2 separate regions of the Mus musculus genome follow, and region 1 is linked to region 2. Evidence: chromatin loops called from intact Hi-C (ENCODE). Cell type or tissue: heart. All regions are shown on one strand. Each heading gives the region's core, and the rest is flanking DNA. Links, peaks and the distances in the headings are about the cores only.

Region 1 (5,370 bases), core at 301-5,300, 60 kb before region 2:
ATGTGTCTTGAGTATGAAGTGATGGTCTATGTGGACACACATGCTTGTGTGCCAGAGCCTGTCTGTGGACACATTTGGTAGAGACTATCTGTCAGTCGTGTGTGTAGAGATGTGTGTGTGTATCCCTGAGTACCTGGACGTGTGTGTGTGTATTGGAGTTGTATGCATGTTTTGGAGTTTGTGTATGCATGTGAATTTGAGTCCAGGTATGCGTGTGGACACACGTATGTTTGGATCATGTGTGTCAGGGTTTGTGTGTGCACAGGTGTCTTGAGTCCTGGTATGCATGGGCCCCGGTATGTTGGGTGGTGTGTGCGCTGGTGCACATGCAGGATGTGTGTGTACATACCCCCCTGTGTGAGCATGCTGTGTGTGGCCAGTGATGCCTAGCAGCCTGGTGTCCCTAGACAATAAGGATCTTGGGGCCCCAGCTGTCTCCCTGAGCATTCCCTGGAGAAGGCAGAAATATAGGTCCAGGGAAAGGCCGGAGAGAGAGCAACCTGGCCCAAGTTCATTTGTCCACCTCCTCCTTGGTCTGCCATTGCTAGAGGGGCAAGGAAGCTGGGGCCAGGACAGGCCACCAGGCCATGGGCATCGGTGGGGTGGCTGGCTGGGCGGCCCCGGTGTGAGCTCATACATCAGGGCTGACAGGCTCCGAAAGCCCCGGAATTAAAACCTAAATCGAATATTGATCACCCGCTCCGGCCGTGGCGTCCACGCCGCCCCCCGCCCCCCCAGCTGCTTCACACTTGCTCCTTGCTCCCAGTGCTCAGAGTCTCTGCCTTCACTGTCTTTCTCTCTGTCCTTCCCCTCGATTTCTTCTCCCTTCCCCCTGCCCCTGGCCTTCCCTTCTGTTCACTCTTCTTTGGTCCCAGTGAGTACCCTGTCGACCAGTGACAGAATCAGAGGGAGGGAGGGAGGGAGGGAGGAAGAGAGAGAGAGAGAGAGAGAGAGAGAGAGAGAGAGAAACAGGCCCAGACACAGAAATGGTTAAACACAGACACACAGACAGACTGGGTGACCAGAGAACGCTGACACACTGACAAATGCAGACTGATAGACACAGGCATCACTGCAAGTCACTCCCTGAGTCACATACTGACAACATCCGCCTCACAAAAATCCTGCTCACAGTGGTGGTGACACTCCGATATAGGCCTGCAGACACCTACAGGCCACTGGTTTACACACACACACAAGGTCACACAGGCATGATGGGGTGGTGACATAGACAGGCATTCATGCAAGCTACACAGACAGAGAGAGACAGAATCAGAGAGCATAAAGTGTCCATGCAGACAGACAGACACACAGAGTGACAGAGGACACAGACACACCCCTGCACCCCCCGTTGCCCAATCATCTTTTCACTTCCCACCCTAGACAGCACCCCCAGTCTGAGTCTAAAACCCAAAAAGGTCCCCTGTACAAGGGAGGCTCCTGCACCTCAGCCTTATGTATCCCCAAGAACTGGGGCTGGTGTAGGTGGGCAGCGGAAGACTGTCAGTCCTCTATCTGAACCCCCATAAATGAGGAGAGGGATCCCCGTGGACAGAGGCAAGGACAGCACCAAGGTCACCCTGTCCAACTGGCCAAGAAGCTAGGCCTCTGTCCCTGATACCACCTGTGGGATGGAGGCCAGACAATAAGAAGGACTTCCTGGGCCATGAAGGTTGGGAAGAAGGGGAAACTCGGGGTAGGCAGGGGTGCTGCCCCGGCCCCCACCCCCACCCTGAGAAGCTTCCTAGCTGGGGTGGGCGGCAGCAGAGGCAGGCGGTGGTGGCGGCTGCCGGGGAGAAGATGAATCTTTCATGAGTGATTTGCGGCCGCCTCTTCTCGTCCCGTGTTGTTTAATGTTTCAATTTGGGCGAAAGCAAAACATTCAATCAGGCGGATTAAGTGCGTAATGCGTCTCATCGCTCAATCTGTCGCCTCCGCCGGGCAGCCCGCCGGGTGGGGGGGGGGGGACTGGGAGGGGGTTGGCAGGCAGAGACCCCAGGCCAAGGGAGTCCCTGTCCCCAGCTCTCCTCCTAGGATTTGCCACCAGAGCCCCTCCACTTGGACGGTCTCACCAGACTGCAGGGTCTCAGAATCCAGGTCTAGCCTCCTTTGCCCCTCCCCACACCACCCTCTGCTCCATCTCCGGCTCTCCACTTGGCTTTGGGGGGGGGGTCTAGCATCATAGCCATATCCCCCCCCATCTTTGTCCACTTCTTTCCTGTCCTTCTGGGCGTGCGTGCCTGATTCTGCTTCAGTCTATGTGTCTCTCCGTGAGTGTCTGCCCTCTGTCTGACTCCTCTCTGACTATTTCCTGTAGCTAGCTTCTCTCTTCCTTCTCTGGATCTGTCCCCAGTGTTCCTTCACCCCCAACTCTCTCACTCAGCCCCATGGCTCTCTGCCTCACAGTATCCCTACAGGTCTTGCATCCCATTCCCTGGCTGACAACTTTTGATACTCTCAGTCTCTGTCTGCTGCTCCTGAGACCACCTCGGGCCAGACTTCCTCATCTTTATTCCTCCCTCTTCCATGACTCCCCAGCCACACTTGTCCTTTCCTCTTTGGAAACGAGTCTGTCAGTCCTCTGCCTGATCCTGTTCATCTGTCCATGTTCATCTCGGTCCCTATCTCTCCATCTATCTCCACCCCACCCCCCTTTCCTTCTCTATTCTGTCTTTACTGGGGCTAATGGCTCTCTCTAGCTTCCCTCTTGAGCTACCATGGTCAGCAACCGTCCCTTCGGGGACCCAATTTCCATGTCCGCTAGGGGGCAGCAGGCCCAGGCTTTACTGCTGGGGAGGACCTCGGAGGCTGAGGGGCTTTCATGTGGATCAAGTGGTGTCCAGGCTTCAGGGCTCCTCCCCCAGACTCTGAAGTTCAGATCCAGCCTCCTCCCTCAAACCAGGAGGTCCAGACCTCGGCCCTCCTCCCTCAGACCCACAGCGTTTTCCTGGAGTCCCCCTCCCCCATCTCCTCCATCCAGGCAGCCTTTGACCAGCTCAGGGATAAATGGAAATTTCAGCTGGGGGACTGACAGGCTCTAACCAGAAATGTTGTCACTACTGCCTGTGACTGAGACCCCATGGGGACAGCCAGGCCAGGGCCCCATAGTGTGCGCAGGCACAGGGCTTGAAATACACACAGATGGGAGTCCAGGAAACCAGACTGGAATGTTTGCACAGATGCCAGGACATAGGGACACACATGCAGTGACACCACCCACCCCCAACCACAGCATCCAAAGGCCACTCCATCACCCCCTTCCCCACCACCACATACACTGAGCTTCTGCCCATCAGAGCAACTTTGGAGAACAGTATATTCCTAGCATGAGTGCCGCCCCCAGCCCATTGCAGACCCCACAGCTTTGCATCTGCCCCCCCCATGCTATCCCTTCAGCTTTTACCCCTGCCCCTTCATGCCCTTCAGGAACCATTCCTGTACAGCTTGGTTCCCTCCTCTCCTACCCCTGCTCTATTTCTTGCTCCAGCTCCCTAAATTTCCCTCATTCTCAGGCTCCCTCCCTCCCCACATATCTCTGTCCTTTCTTTCCGTCTGTTTTTCCTGCTGCTTTCTTTGATCTGGCCTTTGTCCCCATTTCTCTGAGTCACAAGAACAAGCTGCTAACACCTAGGACATCCTCTTGGGAATCCTCTTGATGACTCTGTGCTGTACTTTCTTATTGTCTGTCTGTCTGTCTGTCTGCCTGCCTATTCATCTGTCCGTCTGTCCATCTGTCTTTGTGCTTGCTTTATCTTGCCTGTATCTCTGAGTCCCTGTCTCCACCTAACTAAGCTCCTGGCTCCCAAGTTTCTCCCCCCTCCTGTGCATCCCTGTCTCCTAGCCTCTGTCCCTCTATCTCCCATCCCTGTCGCTCTGTCCATCCATCTCGATCTCCCTCCCAGCCCCTCCCTCCCTCCCCCCTCTCTCCCTCTCTGTCTCACTCTTCGCCTCTCTCTTTTCTCTCTCAAGTGTTTTCAATTTTATTCTGAGTGGAATTAACTACCCCTGATGTCAAATTGCCGCCGAAATCGATAATAATATCTTTACAAAAGAGGATATTCTTCTCTCGGAGAACGGCCTCTGAAAAATGGAAAATTTAGTCGAAATTGATTCATTACTTGACACTTTATAGAACGGCTGCGTATTGATCGCACCTGTCATGTCCCATCTCCCCTAATCGAAGCTGAAGGCCGGCTCCGATGCCTGCTATTTTTCATAATTCCACCGCAGCCGACAGCTCCACAAACACCGCGCTCTCGCTCAGCCTCCACCTCCCGCGCTAGCCACCGCCGCGCGCGCCCTCGGCCTGGCCCTGGCCCCACGGCCGTGCCGTTCCAACACCGAGTCCCTCGGTCCATCTGTCCATGGAGTCCCAGGATGCCCTCTGTCTGTCCTCCCTCACCCGAGGCCACTCTCCCTTGCCTTCTTTCTACTCTCCCGGCCCCACCCTGGCCCTAATCTGTCTGTCTGTCCTTCCCTAGGCTCCCCCCCCCCCATACCTCTTTCTGTCTTCGGAATGTCTTCCCACCCCCATCTGTCTGTCTGACCCTTTCCCCCCCACACACACTCCTTGCGCTTCCTGGCGTCTCCTTCTGCCCCTACCTCCACCTCCCATGGTCCCTCTGGAGCTCTTAGGTCAGGGTGGGTGTCAGTTGTGGGTTTTTTTTTTGGGGGGGGTGCCACAGCCTGCAATTCCCTCCCCCATCAGACTCACTCCCTGAGTCCGACATTCACAGTCAACCTGCCTCAATTCCAGCTTCCCCATTCCTCCTAACCATTCCTCTGCCTCTTGAGAGTCCCGGGCTCCCTCCAGCCTCCTTCCCTACCCAGTGAGGTACACTGTGCTTGGCCCCAAGGTACTGAAAATCAGACATAGGCCCTGGCTTCAAGGAACCCAGAGCCACTCAGGGATGTTGTTGTCAAGATCCTCCAAAGGGTTTGGGGTGATAGGGATGGTAACATGGGAGTTCAAAGCTGGGGTGCTGATGCAGCTGGCACTGTCCATAGTGTCCAGGTGGACTACCCACACCCTGGAGTCCATGTACCCCAGACCCACTTCCAACACCATTCAGCTGTGGAATAGTGGGCAAGAGATGTCTGTGCCTCAGTTTCCCCATTGGTAAAATGGAGATAATGCAGATGACAGTATATACGTACCTCATAGGTTGTGAGAACTGGGTTAATAGCACACAGCATGCAGGTCTGTGGTGCAAAGGGGACCCACAGAAGTGTTCACCATTCTGACTACTGTCCAGTGTGGAAGGACCAGACTCATTCAGTACCCAACAAGCCTTGCTTCTGCTCCAGTGGCCTCAGGCTGCTGTGGGGGAGGGGTTGGGACAATAGGTTCTCAGAGGTGAGAAGTTTCAT
Region 2 (5,370 bases), core at 266-5,265:
GCAAGTTCCAAGTCAGCCTGTTCTGCAGACTTGGCCTCAGACAAAAACAAAAAACAAAACAAAACAAAACAAAACAATACAAATACCCCCAAACCAAATCAAATCAAAACAGCAAAAGGGAGGTAGAGGCAGGAGAACTGTCATGAATTCCAGGATAGCCAGAGCTATACAACAAGACCCTGACACAGACAGTTAGACAAACAAACAGACAGACAGAACAACCCCCCAAATAGGGGCTAGAGAGATGTTAAGAGCATGTTAAGAGCATGCACTGTTCTTGTAGAAGACAGGGGTTTACGCCCCGAACTCACCTGTAGTGGGTTACAACTGTCTGTAACTCCAGTTTCAGACAGTCTGACTCCCAAAGGTACATGGGCACATGCACACATGTAGTGCACACACACACATACACAAAGCATCTCCCCCAAATAAAAATAAAAAAATTCGAAAGAGGCTTTAGGGGGGCAGCTGAATCATGAAGAAAACAAAAACTACACGATACTTTTGGTAGGGAAAATGGCAAAGGAATTCCAAGGTACGTTTGTAAGAGGAAAGCCAGCCTTTGTAGAGAGGCTAGCTGAAAGCCACCGAGCAGGGAGGAAGTCAGTGGAGAAATGGGGAGGAGAAAAAAACTGGTGTAGATGATGCAGTTGACTTAGTTTTCTCTTCTGTTTTGTGTTTTTCGAGATGGGTTCTCAGTGTAGCCCTGACTGTCCTGGAACTCACTGTGAAGACCACCAGGCTGGCCTTGAACTCATAGAGATCTGCCTGCCTCTGCCTTCTGAGTGCTGGGATTAAAGGTGGGTGTGCCACCATGCCTGGCAGTTGACTTGTTTTTCAAAGGCAAAAAAATGTCACTGTATGCTGTTTGGGGACAAAGGTAGAGATGAATGTGCACACCACATCATGCTTACCTCCTGAGGAAGAGGACTGGGTGGGGCTGGAGAAGGACACAGCTGGATTCACCCACCTTTAAAAAGAAAAGCCAAAAAAAAAAAAAAAAAATGCTGGAAGGTAATGTGTGCCTTTAAATCCAGCAGAGGCAGGCAGAATTTGAGGGCAGCCTAGTGTACAGAGTGAATTCCAGGACAGCCCCACAGCTACGCAGAGAAACCCTGTCTCAAACAGAACAAAACAAACACAAAGTTTCATTTTCATTTAATGTGCATGGGTGTTTTGCCTGCGTGTATGCTGTCAGATCCCCCTGGACTCAGAGGCCATATAGATGAAGAGAATAGTACCAGGGACCTCTGGAAGAACAGCAGGTGGGTTTTTATGTTTTGGTTTTTTGAGACATTGTTTCTGTGTAGTCCTGGCTGTCCTGGAACTCACTTGGTAGACTAGGCTGGTCTTAAATTCAGAGATCCGCCTGCCTCTGAGGGCTGGGATTAAAGGTGTGTGCTACCACTGCCCATTGTGGCAGGTGTTCTTAACAGCTGAGCCATCTCCCCAGGCCCTAATTTTGACTTTGCAGTGGTTTTGTGTGTGTTTATTCCTTTTTATGTTTGCTTCTGTGGAACTCTGGGCTCCTCCTGTGCCAGACAAGAGATCTGCTACTGAGTTACAACTGATTTTCTTTGTATAACACTTTTTTCCTGTTTGTCTTTTGACAGAGCTCTGGCTGGCCTGGATCTCCCTATGTAGACCAGGCTGTCCTCAAACTTGTGATTCTCTTCTTTGCTTCCCAGTATTGTGGGTGTATTCTGCCATCCCTGACTCCCCTGTTACTCCTTAGGCTGGGCATTTTAAAGATTTACTGTTACTTTTAATTGTGTATAGGTGTGTGGGCCTGCACATGGGTATGTGCACCTGAGTGAAGTGTCTGAGGCCAGAGGCATTTCATTCCCTAGATCTGGAGTTACAGCAGAGTCACCTGACATGAATGCTAGGAACTAAATTCAGGTCCTCTGGAAGAGCAGCAAGTATTCTTAAACCCTGGAGCCATTTTCCCAGCCATGGGTGGAGAGCTTTTGCAAGGCTGTTTTGAATACTGTTTTGCATGCCTGGAATGTTTCATAATTCATAAACAAGTCCATGATGGCGTACACCTTTAATCCCAGCACTTGGGAGGCAGGCAGATTTCTGAGTTCGAGGTCAGTCTGGTCTACAAAGGGAGTTCCAGGACAGCAAGAGCTATAGAGAAACCCTGTCTCAAAAATAAATAAAATAGGGCAAGTGGCTACACTTGGTGGTTGATTGTAAACCCAATACTCTGAAGGTGGAGGCAGGGGTTCCAGGCCATTCTAGGCTACACAGTAATTAACACTGCAACTGGGCTGTTAAGATGGTTCAGTGGGTAAGAGCATTTTGAAGGTTCTGAGTTCAAATCCCAGCAGCTACATGGTGGCTCACAATCACCCATGAGATCTGACGCCCTCTTCCAGTTTGTCAGCCAGTGTGCCTATCTTTGGGCTGGACCAAATCGAGCAGGTCCTAAAAATTCAACCCTCAACAACCACACGAAGGTTCCCAACCATCTGTACAGCTAGCGTACTCCCATACATAAAATCTTAATTGCAGCAATTACATGATTCTTCAGTTCAGCTGAGCCTATGTAGGTATGAACCCCCTTCCATGAGCTTGGTGTACCACTAAATGCAGTTGGCAGTTCCTGAAGATTCGTTCCCCTTCTGTACTACAGGCCCCAATGTTGTGGTAGGGGCCTGCTCACACAGGACAGCTATCTTGAGCACCCCCAGTTCCCAACGAACTAGGAGCTGGAATTTAACTTGTTCAGCAGTGGCTAGCAGCTGCCACCTAGTGGCCGAAGAGTGAAGCTGCAGCTATGCCTACTCGGCCAGGTAGTTTATCCAGTCATGGCTCAGCTGAGCAGAATGTACTCATGCTAGAGGGAATTGTAGGTGCCCAAGGTTGACCGCGTGGCCATGTGATTCTCAAAGCCTTAGAGCATTCAGCAAATCACTATGTGACTTCTCTTCAAATGCTTCAATTCAACACTTCAGAGGATTGCTGGGCATGGAAAACATCTGCAAACTGCTTGGCATGCACTTCACACTGGGAGAGGCTGCACAGATCTCATGTATAAGAGTCAACAGCCACTTCCAGCAAGGACTTAACAAGGGCTCTTCTGGGAGCCAGTTTTACCTGGCATCAACCTGTTAGCTTGGAGAAATAAGGAACTGACAGGGAACATCTAGCACCTGGGATGCGTCCATGACCAACTGAGCTGGGTTAGACTTCTGCTCAGAGGCCCAGCACACTCGATACAGCTTACTTGGTTAAATCTGCTCAACCGCACTTGGGGCTACACACAGCATGGAGGAATGGCTCCATCTTTAGCACAGGGACTGACTGACTGGGGAGGTCACTTTCAACTATACAGTTTTTTCTCAATTACCACCACAGATGCACAGCCTTGCCCTAACACTAATGCCACAGCTCCACTGGTGTCTTGAGGACAATCACAATTCCTCTACTCCTAAATGAAGCCAAGAGACCCAGACCAGAGCTGGATGGTGGCTGCAAAGGCGAGGTGATCTAAGTTTAAGGCCAGCCTCAGCAGGATGATAGCTAAGGACACCCATGGAAATCGTTTTGAAAACCAAAACCAGATCCAGACCAGGATTATGAATGAGGCAATTTATTAACCCAGCATCCTTTGTTCTAATGCTTCTTGTTGGCAGCTGCCACCTGTGGGAAGACAGAAAGATCAGGGCGGGGTCAAGGTTTGTCATAGCTCACTGCATCCATGCCCTCAGCCCCACTGTTGCAGACACTTCTGACTCTGTAAATTATACACAGGGCTCAAGCTTCTGCCCTTTGTCCTGAGGGGATGGGTTTGCCAATGTTTGGGGTCAGGCTCTTTTTACTAAGACTCCAAGTTAAGGGCTAAAGCCTTCCAAGACCCTTAGGTGGTAGAGTCTCTTGTAGAGAGAAAATTAGGCACGGAGTGCCTGTCAGATCCCAGGGCTCCTCTTTACACCACTGCTGTTCAGGGTGAGCATCACTTTACATGGAATGTGGTAGGAAGGAAGTCACTCTACAAAGTCTGGGCCTGAACCTGTCTGCCACATCTCTACCCCATCCCAAGCTGTGTAAACCTGGTGCCTGGTACTAAGGAGGAAGAGTGGCTAGAAGCCCTAACACCAAGTATCTGTACGGGACTACAGGTCTAAGTTTATAGAAGCCTCATACCACATTGGGCACCCAGTCTCCAGCAATTATAGTATATCTTATTTTTTTTAATTTTTTCCCAAGACACGGTTTCTCTGTATAGTCCTGGCACTCACTCTGCAGACCAGGCTGACCTCCAGAAATCCGCCTGCCTCTGCCTCCTGCGTGCTGGGATTAAAGGCGTGCGCCACCACCGCCTGGCTAGTATACCTTATTTTTAACCCCTTCCCAGTGTGGCCTCCAGCCCCCCCCCCCCCCCGCTCTGTTTCAACAGACGCATAACGTGCACCTCTCACCTGTCCAGCGATCCTGTCCAGGTCTCTCTGTCCCTGAGGCGTCAGCTTGCGGCCCCTGTACAAAGAAAAACAAAACAAAACAAAACAAACCCTGGATGAGTACAGCCCACCCCCCCAGGGGTGGTGCACAAACAAAGTACCAAGTGATGGAACTGCACTGTGTTTGCCAAGTCCCACTTGTGGCCAGCCACATCCTAACGAGCCCGGGGCAGGAGAGGGAGACCCTTGGGAGTTGACGGGGTGTCGTTTGTGCAAGCATTAGATCAAAAGCCCCGAAAAAATCAATTGGGAAAAGTTAACGAGTAGGCTAATGAAAGCAGACAGTCGCTAAATTACCTTCCCAGAGTCAGAGCAAGTCAGCCAGAGAGGTCTGGGTGAGGCCCTCCCTTTTGCTTTCTGAAGGCCCCATACCTTCATTTATAGGGAGGTCCAACAACCCCACCACATGCCACCAGCAGGCAAAGACTACCCCTGGCCCAGCCACAACCCTGCATACCCATCTTGGTCCTTTTCCACCATTTTCAGCCCCTCCAGGGCTTGGAGGACCCGGCGGGCCACACTCTTAGAGCCTCTGCTGAAATGGCTGGGTCTGACACCGTTTCTCTGCCGTCCTCCATAGATCTTGGTCATGGAACCAACCCCAGCACCACCTCGGAGGTACAGGTGCCGTGCTGTGGAAGCTGTGGGTGGGGCAAGAGGGAGCCTGAGGTCACCTGCTTGTCCTTCACTGTGTGAAATTAGACAACTGTGTAACTGAGACCATGTACCAAAACTGGTGTTTGACACCCCTGGATCTTTGCCCCTCACCAAGACTGGCCCCATGTTCTAGATAAGCCTCATCAAGTGTGGCCATACCCATGTGCCTGATGCAGGCACTTTCTGTGGTGGGCACCTCAAAACTTGTAATGTGCCTTGCCTCAACCATGGGTCGAGCAAGGAT

The links. A loop is a pair of places that touch in the nucleus more often than their neighbours do. Peaks named below come from ENCODE experiments on the same cell type or tissue, not always from the same donor. Only the 100,000 strongest peaks of a DNase experiment are listed, where the experiment ranks them.
Region 1: a loop joins it to region 2, with 5 times the contacts of the local background. A loop is called at or near these places in 22 of 42 quality-filtered maps.

What each region holds. Positions count from the first base shown.
Region 1 is chr7:24,947,856-24,953,225 of GRCm38, reverse strand. No RefSeq gene overlaps it. Among named protein-coding and RNA genes, the nearest start is that of Gm36809, 3.9 kb to the left of the region's middle. In heart, for the core only: a CTCF peak has its summit at 2,768 (motif pointing right); a DNase peak (open chromatin) is centred at 2,765; H3K4me3 peaks cover 368 bases; H3K27me3 peaks cover 5,000 bases.
Region 2 is chr7:24,888,022-24,893,391 of GRCm38, reverse strand. It overlaps Rps19 (ribosomal protein S19), which reads right to left. Exons shown (of 6, transcript NM_001360119.1): 4 at 4,927-5,110; 5 at 4,431-4,485; 6 at 3,581-3,651. The coding sequence ends at 3,625. Among named protein-coding and RNA genes, the nearest start is that of Rps19, 6.1 kb to the right of the region's middle. In heart, for the core only: no CTCF peak of the experiment used is centred there; a DNase peak (open chromatin) is centred at 2,751.